Regions from separate parts of the Homo sapiens genome. Here region 2 is linked to region 1. A link is a loop called in an ENCODE intact Hi-C map of the cell type or tissue named here. Cell type or tissue: ovary. All regions are shown on one strand. Each heading gives the region's core, and the rest is flanking DNA. Links, peaks and the distances in the headings are about the cores only. Region 1 overlaps SHROOM3 (shroom family member 3). Region 2 overlaps SHROOM3 (shroom family member 3).

What was found. Peaks named below come from ENCODE experiments on the same cell type or tissue, not always from the same donor. Only the 100,000 strongest peaks of a DNase experiment are listed, where the experiment ranks them.
Region 2: it touches region 1 in a loop (4-fold over the local background); 2 of 110 quality-filtered maps call a loop at or near these places.

Annotation. Positions count from the first base shown.
Region 1 is chr4:76,691,493-76,700,227 of GRCh38, forward strand. The region is part of intron 2 of SHROOM3 (shroom family member 3); the gene reads left to right. Among named protein-coding and RNA genes, the nearest start is that of SHROOM3-AS1, 110 kb to the right of the region's middle. RefSeq lists enhancers at 5,937-6,655, 6,091-6,190. In ovary, for the core only: no CTCF peak of the experiment used is centred there; a DNase peak (open chromatin) is centred at 5,060.
Region 2 is chr4:76,552,143-76,560,877 of GRCh38, forward strand. SHROOM3 (shroom family member 3) reads left to right here. Exons shown (of 11, transcript NM_020859.4): 2 at 3,467-3,621. Among named protein-coding and RNA genes, the nearest start is that of MIR4450, 17 kb to the right of the region's middle. RefSeq lists an enhancer at 6,568-7,199. In ovary, for the core only: no CTCF peak of the experiment used is centred there; no DNase peak of the experiment used is centred there.

The sequences.
Region 1 (8,735 bases), core at 153-8,152:
TTCTTTTGGTAACAGATACGTTAAATTATTCTTAGGAGTTACCAATCCTTTTCTATTATGGATAGAAAATCAACAATGATTTAACTGCTTTCTGGGAAGGTATAGGTGAATTACAGTATAAATTCTGTGATTTTAAAGTAAATGAACTGATTCATGGGAATTAAAAGTTTTGCCTGAAAGGTGGGCAGGGTGTGTGTGAAGAGTGTGCCTGAGTTTTCTCCACTTTTAACCTAGTGTTATTTTTAGAATCCTGTCTTATGTGTTAAATCTGGTTACATTTTTAAAACATCAACATTCTACTGTCTCTTCAATGTTTATTCTTGCTTTCCCTTTTCATGCAGAACCCATACAGACCTTTGACCAAAATCAATTATTCTTGTAAGTTCTGTTCGAGGATGTTTCCCTGGAGTCCAGCAGTGCTGAGGTTTTGCTGGTGACTTCCAGAAGGTCAGGATTTCATGGGTTGCCGCTTCTTCTGACTTTCTGTTTGACAGAAGTATCCTGTAATTCTAACCACTGTGTGACCTCAATTGCCTTGACACCTTCCTCCCCTTCTGTAGTATCACTTGAACAGGAGCTGTTTCCTCCTGCAGGATCACTGAGAGGGGTTCACTTTCTAGGGAAGGTCATGTCAGAAAGAAGATTGGGAGGTAGAGCCTGGTGGCTGGGCAGTCTTCACCTTGCCTGAATGAGCAATGCCTCCATTTCACAGCCTTCAGCTTGTGGGATTTCTTCATGCATGTCAGAAACTAGTTTTCTTATGCTGTTGTAACACCCAAAGAAGGAATAGGGGCATGAACAATGGTCATTCATTTATTCAGCAATCATTTACTGTGTGGGAGGCATCCCAGGAACTGGCGATGGGTTCCCTGCCCTCAGGAACTCGTCTTATAAGAGGCAAAATAAAACATGTTAATAAGCTAGTGCCATTCTGAAGGTGTAGAGTACAGGGGTTAAGAAATTAAGTTTGTTGTAAAGTTAAACATACACCAACCTATGACCCAACATTTCCACGCCTAGGTATTTACCCAAGATAGGTGAAAACAAATGTCCACCAATGACTTGTACAGAATGTTCATAGCAACCTTATTTATAATGACCAATACCTGGAAACAACCCTACATCCATCAACAGGAAAATGGGTAAAGAAACAGTGGCACATCCATACAATGAATACGACTCAGCGATCAATGGGAATGAACTCTTGATACAAAAACCTGGATGAGTCTCAAGAGCACGTTAACTGAAAGCAGCCAGATACAAAATAATAATAAGCAATTCTATTCATGAAGTGCTAGAATAGGCAAAACTAATCTATGACAGAAGTCAGTGGTTGCCAGTGGGTAGGGACTGACTAGAAAGAGATAAGAAGGGATTTTCTGGAATGATGGAAATGTTTTATGTTTTGTTTTTCGTGATGGTTTCATAGGTATACACAATTATCCACACCCATCGAACTGAACACCTAAGACCTGTGCATTTTATTGTATGCAAAGCATTACCTGAATTAGAAGAAAAACTTAGGTTCTAGAGTTACACAAGAGTATACATCCCACATCTGCCTCTAGGCATATATTACCCTGGACAAGATATTAAATAAATACCTCTGAGCTGCAAGACATTGGACAATAATAGAACATCTTCATAGGGTTGTTGCAAAGATTGAGTTAATGACTGAAGGTACTTAGCTTAGTAAGAACTCAGTAAATGTCAACTACTATTTCCAGGCACTGTGATAAATATAATATGTGATTTTGGAGTTGATGAAAAAGTATTTACACTTTTGTGAAAGCCATATCATTTAAGATTATCAAGGATCTTATATTAACTGGTATCCTTATCATTATTACTATGCATACCTTCATTTTGATAAGTTTGTTTTTTTTTTTTTTTTTTTTTTTAAAGCAACAAGACAGAGTCTTGCTGTGTTGCCCAGGCTGGAGTGCAGTGGCACAATCTTGGCTCACTGCAGCCTCCACCTCCCGGGTTCAAGCGATTCTCCTGCCTCAGCCTCCCAAGTAGCTGGGACTACAGGCACATGCCACTATACCCAGCTAATTATTTTTGTATTTTTAGTAGAGACTGGGTTTCACCATGTTGGCCAGGATGGTCTCAATCTCTTGACCTCGTGATCTGCCTGCCCCAGCCTCCCAAAGTGCTGGGATTACAGGTGTGAGCCACTGCACCTGGCCCTTGATGAGTCATTTTTTAAGGTTGTGGGGATTTAAAATGTGAAGTTCTTGTGTACGTGATCAAAATACTACTGGGGTTTGGTTTTGCCAGCAGAAGTAAACTCCAAAGAGAGGAACTACGCACTAGGCAAACTCCTTTTTTTTTTTTTTTTTTTCCTGAGGACTGATCTGAGGACTGATTTAATGATGATTGTCGAAGCTGAGCTCCCAGATGAGGCTCACAACATCTTCTGGGAATCCAAATGAAAGGTTAACATACTATATTCTCTTCCCAAAGATGTAGGTAGAAAAAAAAAACAAAACTCGATCTCTCTATCAAAATTAACGTCATGCTTTTCAGTAAAATGCTTTGGACAGAGTGGTAAATTTATAATAGTTTATTTAATCTATTAAGCTTCAGTGATTTAATTTAAGTTCAACAAAGCATTTGGGAAAGATGTTATATATTTTGCCAACTCCAAGTGAGGCATTTTGTTGTTGGGTTGGTTTAATTCATTCAGTAAACATTTGTCAAACATTTACTGAGAACGCATTAGCCTCTGGGAATTCAATGATGAATAATAAGACATTGTACCCTCAAGGGTTCATAGACACTCCAGCCACAAGTGTGAATGTGTACACATTTCTTTTGGAATTTTTCTCAGAGCAGAGAGGTCTGTCTCAGGCTAGTCTTTTTGTTTGTTTTTTTTTGTGTTTTGTTGTTTGTTTTAAAAGCTCCTGCTTACAGTGGAGGTTTAAAATCCTAGTTCTTTTAATTGATGTTATTTTCTTAAACATTGGCATTTCTCATTAAGGCTTCACTTGTTATTCCTTACTAAAAATAGCAAAAACAAAATGGTCTTATATAAAGGCAATTGAGTACAGTGGAAAGGTCAGAGACTGTGCAAGTAGAATGACCTACGTTTGAATCTGAGCTCTGCTACACTAGTAATTTGGAGAGTCCTTTAAGCAGCTGTTTCCTCATCTGCAAGATGGTGATAATGATACCTTAAGAGAGGTATTAATATTTATTAGGTTAAGGCTGTTATAAGGATTAAGTGACAGAATACATGTAAATATAACTAGGCTGGCACCTGATAGGTGTTAATTCCTAACATTTATTGAGTACTTACTAGGAGTCAAGCACTGTCTAATACGTTTTGTGCTGGCTGATTTTATCTTCCTCACACTCCTATGAGGCAGGCACTGTTACTATCCCCTTTTAAAGGTGAGGAAACCAAAATCATAGGTTAAATAACTTGCTGAGGGCATGGAGGTGCCAGGGTTAGTACCCAATACCATCCTGTCAATTAATGGATGAGGTCTGTAATAGATGTCAACTATCTTTCCCTTTTAGATATGATTGTTTTATACCAATAAGTGGAACTAACTAGTGCCCTGCTTATGGCTGCATGCAGATTAATACTGGTGGTGGGGGATGGTTGACTCCTTGAATATGTTCTTAAATGGTTAATGGGTCTACCACCTTTGGGGGTTTGTGGGATGCTTGTAGGAAAGGCTCTAATGAACATGTCTTTTCTTTTCCCAGCCCCTCACAAGTCCACCTGTGAGGTGGTCCTCTCTGACATTGTCCGTTGCTCCTTACCCCCAATGACTCCAATTAGGAAGTCAGTCGACTTATTTGTGAACAAAAAATTGGAGAATCATGGCTGCCTATTAGAATTTGACCTATGCTTTGTGAGGTCTATGTAGGGATGGACATAGATGCAATATTTTCTTGGTCTCCAAAAAAATAGCAAGGTAAGAAATGTGCCCCAGAGCACTGTTACAGTAAGAAGAAAAGTCTACCATTGATCCTGGATATTTCATATTTCCTATTTCCATTGGCATTTTCTCAACTCCCAGATTCTGGAGAACCTTGAGCTAAAACTTAAATAAAAATAAGTTCCAAATGGTACGTTGAAAACGCTGCTGATTTAATGAAGACGAAGTCACCTTGACCAATTCATTAAAATAATGTATAGATGCCCAGGGGAAAATGTAATTAAATAAATATGGATCCTAGTATCTGTTCCTATATGAGCCTTTTCACTTAGTTTCTCCCCCAAAGTCCTGAGTGTCGTGGAAGATACTCTGGATTATTGGTCCTGACATCAAAGCCTCTCCATTGCAGTGTGGAGTTAACTAGGCAGCCAGAATCTCAGGACCATTTCCTCAGCCACTCAAGTGGTGCCACGTTGGTCTATTTCCAGACCCATCGAAGAAGCCCCTCAGCATGCAGAGACCTTTGGAGACACTGGACTGAAACCAGATGGTGCAGAAAGAAGCCCCTAAGCAAAGTGTTGCTTGCAGCCCTGTATTTGAAAGAGTGCCACTGTGTACCAATTATGTCCATCCAAATGAGCCGTATTATTTTGGGGCAAAATGACTGGGAAATGAAATTATTAGGACTCTGCTCTCTGATGGGGAAAAAATAAATCTGGAAGAAGAACCTACAAGGATCTTAGCTGTCTGCTTGTCTCTGACACTCTCGAGGCCTTGTGCCAGGCTGCTTTGCTGTGCAAAAGCTCCACTTCAGTCTTTTAGTCTGACTCACAATAGACGCACATGGTTGAAGTTAGGAGAATTGCAGGACTGTCACTTGAAGTCCCTCTCAGCCTCTTCACCATCGCCCCCAGCCTCTTTCCCTCTAACATTAAGCCCTTTGTGTCGGTTCCCATGGTTACCTCCTCACTACTGGCAGCTGGAATGTGATAGTGAGAGGAGGCTGCCTCCCCTACTGAGCCAGGTCTGGCTGGGGCGGAGGCCATTGATCCGCAGCTGGATTTGTGAAATGGGGTCACAGTCCAGTACCTTCTCTTTGTCGTGGGTTCTATACCTTTCCCAGGCTTGACATATCAGGGTTGCAGTGGGAGGGGACATGGTGGGTGATGGACTGCTCACAGGACATGTCCTGTCATAGGCTGGCCTGGCCTGGCGTCCCTGACCTGCCAAACTCCTCCCTGAGGTCACCCTTCCATGTGTGAATGCCCATTGAGGGGGAAGGGGCTGCTCTGCTTGGTCAAATAAAAATGATGACTCACTTCTCTACCTGCTTTCTGCTCAGATTCTGTTCCCAATACCATCTGTTCTTAAGTTAGTCAACATTAACAAGGGTGGGCTCCAGTCTGGAAAGAATTTGCATCAAAGGCATGTTTTCACATCCAGCTTGGAAGACCAGGCAGGCTCTGGGAACTGGGGGATAGCATAGGGATTCAAGGTTCAAGATGAAAACAAAACTAGCCGAGAGGTTTTTGTTGTTGTTTTTATAAGAGACAGGGTCTTGTTCTGTTGCCCAAGTGGGGTGCAGTGGTGCAATCATATCTCACTGCAACCTCGAACTCCTGGGCTCAAACAATCCTCCCATCTCAGCTTCCTGAGTAACTAGGACCACAGGCACATGCCACCGCACCCAGCTAATTAATTTTTTTTTTTTTTTTTTTGGTAAGAGATGAGGTCTCACTGTGTTGCCCAGGCTGGTCTCAAATTCCTGGCCTCAAGTGATCCTCCCACCTTGACCTCCCAAAACACTGGGATTAAGGTGTCAGCCACTGTACTCTGCCCCGAGAGTTTGTCTTGAAGCTATTTCCTGACATACTATTTGGAGGCTTCTTAAATTCCTTCTCATTTAGAGTCTGGTGGGCCCCAGAGTTGAGGCAGGACTTGGAATTACAGGTGGAAATTAAGCAGCCCTGGTGGTGAGGGTGAGGGGAGGTAGTTTCTAGTAGAAAGCACCAAAAATCAACACTCCTGAGGAATTCAATACTGGAAGAATTGTTATGCTCTTCTTGGAACAAGGCAAATCTGTTTTCAGAGATCTTTCAGCCCTGTAGGTATCTAACTAAGCACTTAAGTGATGCGATTGTGGGAGAAGGCAGTTAAGGGCACACTCTGGAGCCTTATAATAGGTTGGGTCCAAGCTTTACCACTTCCTTTGTGATCTTGAGCAGGTTATTTAAGTTACGTTTGCTTCAGTTTCTTTTTCTGTGAAATGAGGACAGCATTTCAGAGGGTTGCTGTAAAGATTAAATTTGTTATGTAAAAATACTTTGCATGTTGTACAGCCAGCACAGGTGCCAATTGTAATGTTTTTAAATGTTTTGAGAATGTCATGCTAAACTGAGGACATAGATTTTATCAGTTCTACTTTGTGGTATGTATGTCAGTGGGTCCAGAATTCCCCTGGAGAGCACAGGAAAGTGCTGGGGTGAGCAGGAACATACAGGATGAGGAAAAAAAGAATTCAAGCATTTATGACACTACCCTATAGTAACTAAGAGAAAGGAAAAATGAAGGGGATAAGTAGAAAATCAGCCCATGGAACTATAGTCACAAACACTTAGAAAAGGTCTACTGTAAGCTGTAAACCATTACTTTTCCACAAATGGGCTGCAGTTTGGTACCTTGATGTCCATGTAAATTGTGCTCCCAAAGAATATAAAGTAACCACTGGGAAAAGCTGAGTCCCCCTTTGGGTGATAGCAAAGGTTGGAAACATTTAGGTTTGATATTTGGAGGCATTTAAATAGCATGGAATGTCTATTATATACCCTAAAAAGCAGAACGAATCTTGGATATTATGGACACAAATGCATTTGGCATGAGCTTAAAAAAAGTGCATGTGAGCTTCTTTCTAAGACCCAATAATCCTCTTGGGCAAAGTAAGGATTAGGCCTCCCTCACAAACAAGGCAGGGAGTTCATTTTTGCTAAGATTCCTCAGCTGATGCCAAATTTAGCAAGGGACCCATTTTTTCCCAATGAATGACAATCTCCATTTACATTTTTAATGTCCACTCCTTTAGGCAGGTCTAGGGCTGGAGCAACTTATTTGCATATAGATAGGAGACAGGACCCTGGCTCCTACAGACTACATTGGGACCCTCAGAGACCTTCCTGAGCCAGAGTCCCTTTACCTCACTCGCTTACAAAAGGGGAGGGGTCTCCTACCCCAGAGCCTGAAGTAGGAAGGACTCAGGGGCTGAAAAAAGCTGGGGCCAAACTCATTCTGTTTTAAAGACAGCCTTGAAGATGCATTCACCAACAGCCATCCCTGCCTAGTGCCTGCGACTCCTGCCAGTGAGAGGTGGCCTCTAGGCAGCTCCTCTAGGTTAATTCTGTCATCCTTGACCTTGAGGAGCCCTTTCTTTCACACCACTCACTGGGTCCTCTATATCTATTCCCAAGGAGCTCAGGTAATGCCCTATATTTTCTGTTCTTATCTGCAAAAAAACCCCTCCACTTTGGATTTAAATATTTATATTCCTCCCCAAATGTTTTGGGCAATTTGTAGTTGCCCTTTTTAAGGAATTAACCCATCAAGACACCACCATCCTGTCACCCTCCCCATGGTGACTTTCCACATCCATCTCCCTTATGCAGGCCATGTTGATTGAACAATGATAGCACCTGTCTTGCAGTGGTTATTAAGCCACAGGGTAGATAATACTTTGTCCCCTTTTTACAGATGAGGTCCTGAGGTTCAGAGAGAATAGTGGCCAGGAACTGGCAGAGATCAGATTAGAACCCAGGTTGATCCAGCTACAAATCCTTTGTGTGCCTCCCCAACAAGACTGGAGGTCAGAAGCTGTCTTTTATTCTACACCAATTCCAACTCGGAGCCTGCATGTAGAACATGCTCATCCCTTGTTGATGTAGGTACGCAGATCATGTTTTCTCACTTGGGATTTGCCATGTAGGCCCTCCCCCTGCTTTTTACCTTTGGTTCATCAACTGTCAAAGGTAAAGGGACCCCCAGGCTCATCTGTACTAACCTCCTCATTTTACACATGAGAAAATAGTAGCCCAGAACATGAAAATGACTTGCTCATAGCAATTACAGAGACGGCCTTGTGCAGGTGTCCTGGCTGCAGGTCCAGTAATGTTTCCTGCTATAATAGGGTATGTATATATGGCCTTTTAGAGGGTCTACTTAACCATCCGTGCTCCCTTCCCTGATGTTTTGTGGGAACAGGGAAGAAGGATTACCAAATCGACTTTCCTGCTTTACTTCCACCGTGCTTGTTGCATGTTCTCTTTCTTGCTCCTTTCCACAAGTAGCTCCTTTCCAAAGTGCTTTTCTGGAGATGATTAATGGTACTACACCATGCAGCATAGTCTAGGAGAGGCATGTCAGAGGTATTTGGACTGGGATGTGTTCTATGTGACCCCAGCTTTACCCTTTGATGAGACTCCCCTGATGCAGGATGTTAGCCCTTTGTGGCTTCAGCTGAGGGTCTGAGCGTTGGCTGAGTTATATTCACATTGATGTAGTCCAAGCAGAATATCAGCAACAGAGCTGTACTCTGGGAAGACAGTAATTCCCATTCGAATGAGACAGGATAGATAACTGCAGGGAACCCATCAGGAAGCTGGCCTCGTGTCCACTCGGCATATTTTTATTAACCAAATACTTATTGGGCATCATCCAAGGAAGAGAACCATATGGGGCCAAGGAAGAAAGGAGAATCTCAAATAAGATTAAGACTATGACATCATAGTTAAGAGCATAGACTTTGTCATCAGCCAGATCTGGAGTCAAATTCTTTTTTCACCAGCATTTGGA
Region 2 (8,735 bases), core at 411-8,410, 140 kb before region 1:
TGAGCCACTGCGCCTGGCCTAAATTTTTAATTGTTATTTATAAAATAAAAGCTATTTTATATATATTAAAATAGTATATATTGGCCAGGCACAGTGGCTCATGCCTGTAATCTCACCACTTTGGGAGGCCAAAGTGGGAGGATCACTTGAGCCCAGGAGTTCAAGACCAGCCCAGGCAACACAGCAAAAGCCCATCTCTACAAAAAATACAAAAATTAGCCAGACCTGTTGGCACACGCCTATAGTCCTAGCTACTCAAAAGGCTGAGATGGGAGAATTGCTTGAACCCAGGAGGCTGAGGTTGCAGTGAGCCAAGACTGTGCCACTGCACTCCAGCCTGTGCACCAGAGCAAGAGTCTGTCTCCCAAAATATCTATATATGTATATAGATATATCAATTATATAATATATGTATATAGACATACCAAGCAATTATATATGTATATACATATATCTATATACATATACATTCCTCATTATGTTTGCTATATACATATACATATATATAGATATCTATATATGTATGTAGCTATGTCTGCATATAATTTGTATATGTAATATATGTATATATATAATTGCTTGGTCTATTTTATGTATCTTGAGACCTATTGAAGGTTTTTGAACATGTGGGCAATTCTGGAGAGTAATTACTAAAAAAAGAGAAAATATGGGTGAGGTTTTGTTTACTCAGGTTTTGTTTTTGTTTTCCCCTTTACTTCCCTTTCATTGTTATTGACGTCTATAAGTATCCATTGGCATGTGACCCAGATCGAGCCTTATTTTCCTGTTTCCAAAGCATATGATTAATTTCTAACGTACTACATTACTTACTTGTTTATTATGTTTATTGTTTGCTTCCCCTCCTCTGCCCATTAACTTAAGCATCAGAAGATCAAAAGGTTTTTGTCTATTTTGTCCACTTTTATAGCCCAAGCACTTGGAAAAATTTCTGATGTAAAGCAGGTGTTGAATAACTTTGTTGACTGAATAATAGTGCAGGACATTTTTGTTTTGTTTTGTTTTGTTTTGAGACAGAGTCTCGCTCTGTCGCCTAGGCTGGACTGGAGTGGAGAGCAGTGATGCAATCTCGGCCCACTGCACCTCCACCTCCTGGTTTCTTTTCTTTTCTCTTTTATTTATTTATTTTTTTTGAGACGGGGTCTCGCTCTATCACCCAGGCTGAAGTGCAGTGGCATGATCTCTGCTCACTGCAACCTCCACCTCCCAGGTTCAAATGATTTCCCTGCCTCAGCTTCCCGAGTAGCTGGGATTACAGGCATGCACCACCACACTCAGCTAATTTTTGTGTTTTTAGTAGAGACGGGGTTTCACCATGTTGGCCAGGCTGGTCTCGAACTCCTGACCTCAGGTGATCCACCCACCCCGGCCTCCCAAAGTGCTAGGATTACAGGCATGAGACACCGCACGAGGCCCACCTCGTGGTTTCAAGCGATTCTCCCACTTCAGCCTCCCAACTAGCTGGGATTACAGGTGTGTGCCACCACACCCGTCTAATTTTTGTATTTTTAGTAGAGACAGGGTTTCACCACATTGCGCAGGGTGGTCTTGGACTCCTGAGCTCAGGCAATCCAAATCCACCTGCCTCAGCCTCCCAAAGTGCTGGGATTACAGGCGTGAGCCACTGTGCCCAGCCAGCGTATTTATTTTTTAAGAGCAATATTAGGTTCATAAAAAAAAGACGAATGGAAGGTGCAGATATTTCCCATGTATCTGCTGCCCACACATACACATAGCCTCCCCCACTATCAAAATCCTGCACCAGAGTGATACATTTATTACAACTGATGAACCTACATGGACATCTCCTGTCACCCATAGTTTATAGTAGGTTCACTCTTGGTGCTGTACATTCTATGGGTTTTGACAAATGTACAAGGCATGTGTCCACCACTACAATATCATATCGAATGGTTTCACTGCCCTAAAATATTCTGTGCCACCATATTCATCCTACCCTTCCCTTTAACCTCAGCCACTGCTGATCTTTTTACTGCCTCCCTAGTTTTGCCTTTCCTACAATGTCATACACTTGAAATTGTGTGGTATGTAGCCTTTTCAGACTGGCTTCTTTCACTTAGAAATATGCATTTTAAGTTTCCTTCATGTTGTTTCATGGTTTGATAGCTCATTTCTTTTCAGTGCTGAATAATATTCCATTGTCTGAATGTACTACTTTATGTATCCAATGAATTATAATTTTAGAACAAAAAGTAAGGTAAGAGGAACACAACTTTTTTTTGTTGTTTTTTGTTTGTGTTTTTTTTTTTTTTTTTTGAGACGGAGTCTCACTCTGTCACCCAGGCTGGAGTGCAGTGGCGTGATCTCAGCTCACTGCAAGCGTCGGCTCTTGGGTTCATGCCATTTTCCTGCCTCAGCCTCCTGAGTAGCTGGGACTACAGGTGCCTGCCACCATGCCTGGCTAATTTTTTTGTATTTTTAGTAGAGATGGGGTTTCACCGTGTTAGCCAGGATGGTCTCGATCTTCTGACCCTGTGATCTGCCAGCCTTAGCTTCCCAAAGTGCTGGGATTACAGGCATGAGCCACCGTACCCGGCCAGAGGAACTCAACTTCTAATGTAACCCGTCCCCAACCCCCAGGCCACGGACCATTACAGTGGTCTGTTAGCAACCAGGCCGCACAGTAGGAGTGGATGAGTAAGTGAAGCTTCATTTGTATTTACAGCTGCTCCCCATTGCTCACATAACCACCCGAGCTCTGCCTCCTGTAAGATCAGTGGCAGCATTAGATTCTCACAGGAGCCCGAACCCTATTGTGAACTACACATGCGAGGGATCTAGGTAGCACACTCCTTATGAGAATCTAATGCCTGAAGATCTGTCACTATCTCTCATCGCCCCCAGTGGGACCATCTAGTTGCGGGAAACAAGCTCAGGGCTCCGCTGATTCTATGTTATGCTGAGTTGTATAATTATTTCATTATATGTTATAATGAAAAAATAATAAAGTGCACAATAAATGCAACGCACTTGAACCACGCCAAAACCATCCGCCCACACCCCATCCGTGGAAAAATTGTCTTCCACAAAACTGGTCCCTGGTGCCAAAAAGTTTGGGGACTGCTCTTCTAAAGGGATAAAACAGTTGCCCTGAGTGGACTTTTTGAAGATGTAAAGCAAGGGCTGGGGAGATGTCCTGAGCACCGTGGGATAATGGCCTTTGGATGGAAACTGAGTTCTGTCGTTCATTCAGCTGATGTTTAAGGGCGCCCTCCCTGGGCAGGCAGGGTGCTGGTTCTTGAGGGTGTGGACACCCAGAGCCAGTCCCTGCGCTCTCACAGTTTTCCCTCTGGCTGCAAGCGCTGGGGTGTGGCCCTAGCTGGTCCGTTGGGCTCTGCAGGAGTCTAAGCTGGGCTCGGGATAGCCGGACAGACCCCAGGCCAGGGGAAAGCTCACTCGTGGCTGTCGCATCTCTCCCTCCAAGCAGGTCGAAGAAGGGGGCAAAGCAGACACCCTGAGCTCCAAACTGCAGGCTGGGGATGAGGTTGTGCACATCAATGAGGTGACTCTGAGCAGCTCCAGAAAGGAGGCAGTTTCCCTGGTGAAAGGATCCTACAAGACCCTCAGGCTGGTAGTGCGCAGGTAGGTGGCAGACCCCCACCCTGTCCCTCCTACCACCTCACCCCACCTCTCTCCCTACCCTACCCCACCTCTGGGAAAAGAGCTCGGGGTTGGTAGCTTGGCTTTAAACCTCCATGTATGGATCCTGCCTTTTTTTCTTTTTTCTTTCCTATCTTGTGGGATGTGGGGAGGAAGTGGGGTGAAGACATTTCAGACACTGCTGTCTTTCAGAACACTCATTTCCCAGCAGGTACTGGTTTGTCAGGGATAGACCTCACTGGACTACCTAAATTTTGGGACCTGATGAAAAGTGACACTCATCCCAGATGCGGTCAGAGCTCTAATAAGCTTTTTGTCTGGTGGGACTAGAGAAAGAAATTGGCTTGGAGCTTTCAGTGGCATTTTGGGAACCACACCTGCATCACAGGGTTCTTCAAAACAGGCAAATTCTCTCATTGGTTGTTTTGTTTTCTGGTCTCAATAGTGGTGATTCCTCTGTTGGGAAAGTGTTGGGTTGTGTTTGATTTTAATGCCTTAGCATCAGAAGCTTTGTACTCCCGGGAACCAACCCTTCGTGGAGGAAATTATTTATGGAAAGGGGATGGGAATTGAATTATTTTTTTGATCTCTATTAGTAAGCACTGCTTGAGACATTTTACACATCTTAGCTCATTTAATCTGCACATGAACCCCATGAGATAGCTAATCACTATCCCCATTTTACAGGCAAGAGATTAAATAGGTTACTGGAGGTAGCCAAGCTGATAAGTTGAAAAGCCAGAATAGAATCCAGATTGCCTGATTCTATTTCATGCCACTTGAGCATCATTATCTTGACCTGCTAAGCGCTAGGCCCAAATATTTTGCATATTTGAATATTTCTTCCTTAGATTTCAGCTGCCTCACATAGCAGCTAATGTTACAGTATTTAAGAATGTTCTAGTTGGCTGAGACTTCAGGAGTCATCAATGAAGCCCCACCATTTTCAGGCTGTAGAAAGTAAGCTGGTCTTCCATCATGCCACAGATGGCCTCTTAAAGACCTGCATTAATTCATTTCTCAAATGTTTCCTAAGTGAGCCCATGCTCAGGGGAACAGCAGCTCCTCCCAGCCACAAAAAACACAGCGATGACTGTGGTCCCACTGTGTCTCCAGGCTCTAGTGACTCTCCCTAGTGTGCTGGGCTGTGTCTGGTCTGTCTACAGGGCCATCAACCAGCAATTGCTTCTCTGGTGGTCAGTGATGCAGAGTGGCTCAAAGCATAGGCACCGGATTCAGACAGACCCGGGTTCAAATTCCAGGGCTGTCACCTGTTAGCTGTGTGAGCTTGGCCAAATTACTTAACCTCACTGAAAATTCAATATCCTCATCTTTAAATGAGGATTTAAATATATGTATTTATGCCAAAATATGGCAACAATCTAAGTATCCATGGAGGGACAAACCAAAGAAAATGTGGTGTATATATGTATATGTTTATGTATACACACACACACACACACACACACACACACACACACGAGGAATATTATCCAGCCATAAAAAAAGAAGGAAATCTTGCCATTTGCAGCAATGTAGATGAACCTGGAGGACATTTTGTTAAGTGAAAGAAGCCAGTCACAGAACCGTAAAAACTGTATCTTCTCACTTATACATGGTGTATAAAAAAGTCAAACTCACAGAAACAGAGAGTAGAATGGTGTTTGCCAGGGACTGGGGCACAGGGGAAATGGGGAGATGTTGGTCAAGGGGTACAAACTTTTAGTTATAAGATGAATAAGTTCTGGGGACCTAAGGTAAAACATGGTGACTACAGTTAGTAATACTGTATTGTTTACTTAAAATTTGCTATGAGAATAGATCTTAAGTGTCCTCACTATACACACACACAGGTAACTGTGTGTTGATTAATTTGATTTTTGATTGTGGTAATCATGACACAGTGTGTACATATATCAAATCATCACATTGTACACTTTGAATATATGCAATTTTTGGCAATTATACTTGGGCAATCCAACATACTTTACAAAGTGATTGGAAAGATTAGATGAAACACTCTGAGGTAACAAGAGATGCTGCTGCTATTATTTCTATTATTATTGGCCAACTCTAGGCATAGGCTCATTCCTTGCAGATCCAGATTTCAGTAAAGTAAGCAGTCATCTCAAACATGGGGCTGATGTTTCAAACAGATGGGTAGACAAGCTCAGAACCATGGGGCCATTCCTTGTGTCCAGAGAGTGCTGAAGGTTTTGAACTCACCTTGGCATTGGAACCCAGGAGCCCAGTTTGGAAACACTGGGCATTGATCTGTTGGGTACTAATGGCAGAATCCACACTCCTGATGTGTTTCAACATGACTGTGGTGATAGATTGGCCTCTGGAAAGGGCTGCTCTGTTTCCTGCTATGAAGAATAATCATGGTGGCTTCTGGTAGGCCTTCTAATAGATGGTGATATAAGATTTGAATTACTTCTTCTAGTAGAACCTTTGGAAACAGACAGATATGGGGTTGAAATCTGGTCTGGTTATTTGCAAATTGTGTGACTTTGGGCTCTCTAAGCCCCAGTTTCCTCATTTGTGAAATGGAAATAATCATTCTTACCTTGAAAGGGCATTAGTGAAGTAAGTGTAAGTACACAGTGGATATGCAATATTTGATTATTATTATTCTGGATTAGGCTAGAGAGATGTGACACATGCTAATATGGAGAAGTATTGCCATAATACCATATATGCTGGTTCCCTGGTTATCTGGAGGCCCCCCCTTTCATTCTCTTAGTGAGTTTACAACCATTTAAGGGCTAGTACCCAGCTTACAGGTCCAGAATTGGTCATGACTGTCTCAGACCTTGTGGAATTTAGGAGTGTTAATTCACAGTATCCAAATCACAAGAAACTGAAGGATATAAACCAGAATGCTACTACACTGACTCATTTTGGAAAAGACAACTATAAGTGAAAAGTATGCCATATGGACCAAAAACCAGTATATAGTACTTTATCCCTACAAGAAAACTAAATGGGAAGTCTAATTATGGTCAGGAGTTTGCATAGTGATTTCCAACTCCAAGTGAAGAGAATAGTTCTGTAGGCACCAGTATTTGCTAGGATCCACTCTGATGGCCAGATGGTCCATCTTCCTAATAGGGGCTTGGCTGCCAGGCGGCCAGAGATTCACATCCAGAAGCAAGGGCCCTTTCCCCTCTGGGCCCCAGGGAATCATGCTGCCAACGTTCTCCTCTCCATTTTCATTCTCGTCAACACCAAATCCTCTTCCTGATTGACACATTCTTTCTTTACGTATGCTAATGCAATCGATAAGGTTACTGAGCAGTTCTTGCACTTTCTGCTTCTGGTGTGGGAAACATTTTGTCCCTAAGATGCCTTTTGAATATGTCTTATCTCATCTATTATGTGTTGATTTTTATAGTTGAACTTTCAAAGGAAAAGGAGGCTGCCTTTACATCTGACACATGCTTATAGATGGGGATTATCAACACGCCTCCAGAGACATGGATGGACATTCCTCCCCTACCTTGCAGAGATCCGGGTAGAAGCCTCTTTGCGCTGGATTAATCTGGCTTTGTATTTCGTAGTGCCGTCACTTTCCTGAGAAGTCTTACCTTTATACCTTGGCACACGTCATCGTCCTGAGATTCTGTTTCCTTTGATTTATTGATGCCAGAGTGACTAAGGACATTTCATTTATTAACTTTCTTTTTTTCTATGTGATCTCTATACTTTAAAAAAGACTGGGGTGTCTTCCTGGAAACATAATAGGAAGGAATGTCTGTTTCATGAATAAATCATTTGTGTAGTCAAAATGTATATTTTGGCAGCCATGTACCTGCCTCTTTTTCTCTTAAAGTTATTTTGGCTGGGCGAGGGCGGCACCTCATGTCAGGCTTTCACATCCATCATAAAAATGCCAAGAACACAGAGCAGGGTAATAGTGTTTATATAAGTTTTGGGATTGTCTTACCCAGTGACCAAAAACAATAAAAAGTAGAAACACCTTCTTAAAAGGCTACAGTGACAAGAAAAATGCAAAGCCTCAAGTAAGTTGTGGGTCAAAGACTTTCAAAGATCTGCTGACCCATAAAGAAGGCAGAGTTTAGCCCTCTCTGGGAGGAGGGCGTGAAGGAGGCGCTGTGGACGCTGCAACAACAGAGCATGTGTCTGCTGCTTGATACACGAAGAGTGAAGGTTAACAGCTAGTAGTGGATAAATGGAGAAGAAATGATAAAATAATAAGTGGGTCAGAGAAAAAACATTCCCAAAGGAAAATAAACAGCTCCCAGTTGCAGAAAACCCTTGTGGAATGCAAGGACAGTGCAAAGGATGTTAATTAGGAAAGCAGACATGGACACGAATGAGAATCATACTCCAAATCCTCCCTGAAATCAACAGAGACTTTATCTGGTAGATACGTGTAAAATAGTTGTCCAGGGATCGGGTAACCTTTAAAATGGAAACTGACAAAGGAAAGGGTCTTCAGGTTTAATTTATCATCCCTGAGGGTAATGGAAGTTGCGTTTAGTATAAGGAATGCTCACTGCTATTTGTAGATAATCTAAAACTTGAATTTAAAAAATAGGAAGCTATATTTGACCTCCAGAACAGATTGCTGGGGTTAATTGCTGTGTATTCATATAAATACATATTTTTACCCTGAGTTCAGACTCAGACTCCTATCCTGAATTGGATTATCAGAATGGCCTTAGAATCAATGAATCCTTAATCCCAATTCTGATCTTTTCTCCATTTTCCTTGGCAAATCTAACCTTCCAACCTTCTGCATTAAGGTGCTATTTATTTTGTTTATTTACTTATTAATCCTTCATTAATCAAAAGAAAGCTGGAGGTGCTATTTTTGCCAAATACTATCCTACTCCTAAATTTGTTGTAAGTGAATTTTTTGTGTTTTTACTTGTAGTTGGCAAAGAAAAACTTGAGTATATTTCATTTCAAATATTTCGTACTTTTTTATAATGCTATGCAAGCCAGGCAAAAGTCAGAGAGGATACCTGAGATAGCGGTGTCCAGCACTACCAGATTTGAGACTGCCTGGGTTTGAAGTCTGATGGCATAGGCACTAGCTTTGTGACCTTGGGCAAGTAATTTAATCT